Linked DNA regions of Homo sapiens: region 1 is linked to region 2. A link is a loop called in an ENCODE intact Hi-C map of the cell type or tissue named here. Cell type or tissue: endothelial cell of umbilical vein. All regions are shown on one strand. Each heading gives the region's core, and the rest is flanking DNA. Links, peaks and the distances in the headings are about the cores only. Region 1 overlaps DNM3 (dynamin 3). Region 2 overlaps DNM3 (dynamin 3).

Region 1 (2,805 bases), core at 121-2,620, 280 kb before region 2:
AGTCTAGCTTCTTTGGCCTAAATAATTTGCAGCTACTTTTCATTCATCCATGATTTTGATGGAAGGGAATGAAAAGATACAAGTTTTAGATAGTTTGAATTTTTTCCCTTTTAGATTTTGAATTTGAAAGTAGTTCCAGTATGTTTAAATTGGAGTTTCTAAACCTGGTAATCACAAATGAAAATAGTTGGTTTTTTTTTTTCGTGTTTCTTTCTTTCTTTCTTTCAAGCAGCCAGTGTAAGGTAATTCATTCTTTCCTGGGACAAATATTTATTAAATCTCCCAATTATGTTGAGCAGGGAAAGGTAAAGAAAACACACATTCCTTGCCCTTAGGAGAGTGACTAATAGACATGGCAATGTTAATGTACTGTGCCAAATGCTCTGCAGGAAACACGCTGAAGATGCAGAGGAGGGGCGATGAGGAGTGGTGCCGGATAGAGTCATGGATCATGAAAAGTTTCTGGGAAGAACCAATGCTTGAGCTGAGTCTTAAAGAACACGTAAAAATTAGTCAGGCAAAGCAGCAAGGGACAGAGAGAATGGTGTTCTGAGCAGAAAGAAAAGTGTAAAAGCACAGGGACATGGTGCATTTGGGGAACTGCAATGGCTTCCTTATGGTTGGCTGGAAGGTGAGTTGGATGAGTGGTAAGAGATGGGGCTGAAGAGGCAGCCAAAGCCAGACCATAAAATGCTGGGAGATGGGCTAAAGAGTTTTGATTGTATTATCGAATTGTGGGGATCCATTGAAAAACAAGGCTAGAGCTAGTTTAGAGGGGTCACAAATCTATGTTATTCTGATAGGGTGAGGTCTGACTTTGACAAAGATAAACTCAAAAGCAGGATCATCATCTAGAGGAGCCTTCAGTGATGCTGGGAGGCATTGCTGAGAGCTGAACCAAGGCAGTGTCAGTAGGTGTGAGGAGGAAGAGCTCAACCAGCTGAGCTGTAATGGAGAAGAAATTACCTACAACTGGTGGCTCCCTGCAACTGTTGGGTGAGGGAAAGGGAGGTATGCTGGATGCCCCAGATTCCCTGCCTGGGGTGGGTGGTATCATCCACCATGAGGAGAGACTTGGGAATGCAGGAGGATCAGCAGGTTTGGGAGTGAAAGAAATTGAGAGGTTGTTTTAAGTGTGTTGAGTTCAAGGCAGCTAAGAGGAAATAAACATCCAGTACAGTTGAGCATATGGGCCACTCACTCTTCTGAGAGTTATAGGCTAAAGCGGAAGGTGTGGAGAAACTATTTCTCAATAGCCCTTGAAGCTATGGCAACCTTGAGATCACCTAGGGATGAATGTGAGGAGAGACTGAGGCTGTGACATTGGGGGAGTAATAGAGCTGGAGCATTTGGGACACTAGGTGGTTGTGATGTCATAGGAGTTCAGGTCCATTTGATTATTCTACATAAAGTTTAATTGATTAACTCTCTATTTCAAGTGTTCTTTAAATACCATTTTATGACTGCAATCAAATGAACAGAAGGCATTGAAAGACAACTATATTTAAATATTTATTCTAATTAAATGTCTAAAATCTTAATGATGTGTATTTTGTATAATCACACTGTGAGTACTACATAGAGTGCAATGTTAACTCTGCCAGTAGGTGCCACTAAGAGCACCTGGAAAAGGATTCTAAGGAATAATCATAGGAAAAGAAAATGAAGAGTGCAAAGGCTTGTAACTTTGACTTGAATCTATTTCTCTTTAACAATTACAGGATGGTTCAGCAATTTGCTGTGGACTTTGAGAAGAGAATTGAAGGGTCAGGGGATCAAGTAGATACCCTGGAACTCTCAGGTGGTGCTAAAATCAATCGTATTTTTCATGAACGCTTTCCTTTTGAGATAGTAAAGGTTTGTGTCAAACGTTATTTTTTTCTTAGTTTCACTTCACTTCCATATTCTGTTTTATACAACTTAATACAATATTGTGTGAGTGGTATAGAACTAACATAGTTCTTTGAACAAAACCTCCATATTCAGGTAATGAAATTCAGGAGAGGAATATGTTCTTACTGATGATTCTGATTTTATTTAATGAGATTTAACTACATTTCAAACACAAATACTAATTGAGTTTCCTAGTTTGTTGTCTAATTAATTTAAAAATATTTCTTAAGCATGTACTATGCACCACATTTCTAGGTGCCAGTGATTAAGACAGAGAAGACCCTTGCTTGTCTAGTGGGGAAAGACAGAAAATTAACAAATAGACAAAATACGAAAGTTTCAAATGTTTTTATGTAACATGATATGAGAGAGGGGATGGGTGAGCCACTTTTAATGGAATAATCAGGCAAATTCTGTCTGAGCAGGAGACATTTAAACTGTGCCCAGAATGGCATGAAGAGGTCAACTGGGTAAAGATCTGGGGGAAAGGGGTTGTTCAAGGCAGAAGTAGCAACCTCGGGTAAGGCACTAAAGTATGACAGGTGAAGAACAGATGTGGCTGATGAAGGAGAGGGGCATGAAGTGAATTCAGAGAGGGAGGAAGTGTCCAGTTCACACAAAGCTTTCTAGGTTGAGGTAAAGTCTTTATACTTAACAATGGGAAGTTACAGGAGGGTTTTAAGCAGTAATGTGACTTGATTTGTTGATGATTTTAGAAGAATAGTATGCCTGCTGGATTGTAAAGAGCCAAGAGAGTGAGGAGAACAGTAGGCCAGACCAGGGGTGGATTCATTTTCTGTGGAGTCTGAAGCTTCTACAATTTTACAGGCCCCCTTGAAGAAGAATACAAAATTATAAACACACAGGCCCAGGGTCTTGGAAGAGGCTTGTGCAAGGGGGAAATGCTGAGAA
Region 2 (2,805 bases), core at 186-2,685:
TTTGGTGCAAATCCAGTTTTGCATATTTACTAAGTCTGACACCTCAGAGTTTTTAAAGAGGTTTTATTAGCTGTATATATAAGTGGTCTTCCCCTATCGTGTATTTTTCTTAAGAGATTAAAAATGATGGCAGGAAGTGAATCACCCTGGAACTTCACTATTCCTTCTGAATTCAGGACTGTCCCAGTCATAACTGATGTTTTTAGGTCGGCTTTGCAGATTGAAACCACTTTACAATGAAGTCCTTTTGAAACTTCAGAAATTCCTCTTGGACAAACTCTGAAAGTGAATTTTTCTCTGTGTCAAATAACAGGAGAAAAAGTCTCTGCGTTATTGTAGGAGAAGAAGAGGAATAGCCACAGACCTGCATACATATTTATTAAAGTGCTGATGACCCCTCATATGCATTTTTTCAGCAGTCTAATAATACAAGACTTAAAATGCTTGGTACTTAGCCCCCAACACATAACTTTGTTCTTAGCATTTTCAGCAAAACTTAGAAGAGCTACATGGCCAATTCTGAAGAGTCTTAGTTTTTCTTCAATGAAGTGCTTTCAGGGATCTAAACATAAATTGCTGCCACACAGAGTAGTGAAGGGAATTATAAAGCATTTACATTTCACCATTCATGACTGTTACGCCTCTCTCAGAATAGACAGTTGGGAAATGATTGAATGAAACAAGAAATGGCCAAGCCACACCACGTCCTCCGCTTGTGTGTTTCTTGTATTTAAGGATTAAGGCCTCCTACCCTGTGACATCATTGTTGCCACTACAAACAGAACCATCTGCCATCGAGTGGGGAAGCCAGTCATTCCCTAATGTGCAAAAATACTTGGTTGAACTCCTGAAACTTATTTGGTAGATCAAAAGCTGCACTGCTGTGGAATGCAATAAACTCCATCTGTTTGAAGTATTTTCAGCAATATTGCACTACTTGGGAGAACCAGGGTCCCATTATTCTCTAAAATAAGACTTTTATTCCCGGTAAAATTCCCAGTGGGGATCTTTATTGCCTTATTGAACAGTTGGCATCATTTTTAAAAAGGACTCTTTTTTTCCCTTCATTCGTTCTTATGCCATTATTTATGTCTCAGATAAGCCAGGGTGTTAACGGTTATATCACGGCAACTCACAATGCCAAGAAACTTCTCTTCACTATTTTATCAGTGTCTTTAAATTTATGTTTTCTTTATTAAATATGATGGTCCCTGGATTAGGCATTTCCCTAGAGTCACGAATTGGCATTGTTTTCCAGAAAACACACTCTCCTGGGATCATTACCTTTCCGCTCTCCAGAAAATATCTGTATATATTATTTCCCCCTTCACATCCTCAACTTAAAACTAAATGCCAAATCTACAGCCAGACCTGTGACTCCGCCCTGTTCTAGGTCTCCACAGATGCACACACTTTACTCACAGCTCTCTTCCACCCTGTGTCTCAGCGAGAAATTCCTTCTGGGCCCCTTGTGAGAAGAGTTCAGATCTGTTCCCGGCCCATATCCCATCACGTCTCCCCCACAGGATCTGACCTTGTGAGGACTTGGGCTGCCCCGGGAGTAATGAATCACCGTCTTATTTTTTTAGGCCATATGTGAGTTAAATTGTTTGATATAAATCATACTCTTGCAGCTCAGGGTTGAAACAGGAGAGCCATTTGCCCTGCCGCCTGCTGCTGGCGGTTCTGTGTCTTTACCCAGAGTGTCGCTTTTAGAAATGACTACATTTTTGTGACTAACCTTTCCAGACCCATTTCTTGAGTGTGGACTCATGTTTGTTTTGGCAGCATCCCCACTATACAGTCCTTGCTTCCCATGCCAACCTAAGGCAAAACTCATAATTTACAAAATAAAGGAATGGTCCAGATGGAGGTCGTAACTTGGTCTGCTTACCCTGTCTCCCTAGAACCACCCACTCCTTTCCTCTGCTCTCTTTTCCTTCTTTTTTTTTTTTTCCACCTTCTTTGAAACCAAGGATGCAGTGTTTGTTTAAAAATGCACTGGCTGATGAAATTTTCCACTGCTTGGCATGTTGGAGGAGGAGCTGTCAGGAAAGGGCAAGCCGGCACACAAAATGCTCTGCCTTTCACGCTAACAGTTCACTTATTACTGATTCAAACCAATTCTTTCTGGCCACGTTCCCATACCCCAGGTATTCCAAATAGAAAGAAAGGGGGCAACTGTTCTAAGTTTCTGCTGTTATAAATGTATGATTTCATGTAACCTATGTGGATTCTTTGACTTGTCCATGAGCTCTGGATGCTGTATGTGTATGTATGAGATGTCAGTGAATAGTTAAATCATTTGTTTTGATTTCACTCTAGCAAGAAAAACCTCATTTTATTTTTTTTAATATCCAGAGAAAGTAGAAGAAAAAACCCTCATAATTTTAAAATAAATTTCTGTTTAACATATTTCTCTTTCTTTTCCTTGCGGCTACATGCATAGGGGAACAACAAAGTAAGTTATTTGTCCTCTTGCAGCTCTTCTGTCCCCCCAGCCCCTGCTCCGCTCCTGCATGTCTTGACAAGAGTGTTCCTGTGCATGCTGGAATGACTGTCATCTGTTACAGTGCACGAATTATATGGGGTGTGCAAATTTGGGGGAAAATGTGCATTTGCACTACCATAATGGCTGTTCCGTTTTGACTTTTGGGAAGGGAAACATTCTATCCTTCAGGGTCTAATGGCTAGTTCAGAGAGGTTGACATTATAAGGAAAGAGCTCCCACACTAAAAGAAAAGATTTTGAAGATTTAATAATGAGGACCCTTCTGCAGAAGGGGTACAGCAATAGGATGGAATT

The links. Peaks named below come from ENCODE experiments on the same cell type or tissue, not always from the same donor. Only the 100,000 strongest peaks of a DNase experiment are listed, where the experiment ranks them.
Region 1: it touches region 2 in a loop (3-fold over the local background); 2 of 110 quality-filtered maps call a loop at or near these places.

Annotation. Positions count from the first base shown.
Region 1 is chr1:172,040,288-172,043,092 of GRCh38, forward strand. DNM3 (dynamin 3) reads left to right here. Exons shown (of 21, transcript NM_015569.5): 8 at 1,722-1,857. Among named protein-coding and RNA genes, the nearest start is that of MIR3120, 97 kb to the right of the region's middle. In endothelial cell of umbilical vein, for the core only: a CTCF peak has its summit at 1,629 (motif pointing right); DNase peaks (open chromatin) are centred at 404 and 1,634; H3K27ac peaks cover 532 bases.
Region 2 is chr1:172,320,880-172,323,684 of GRCh38, forward strand. DNM3 (dynamin 3) reads left to right here. Exons shown (of 21, transcript NM_015569.5): 17 at 2,450-2,461. Among named protein-coding and RNA genes, the nearest start is that of C1orf105, 98 kb to the right of the region's middle. In endothelial cell of umbilical vein, for the core only: no CTCF peak of the experiment used is centred there; DNase peaks (open chromatin) are centred at 662 and 1,592; H3K4me3 peaks cover 180 bases; H3K27ac peaks cover 2,500 bases.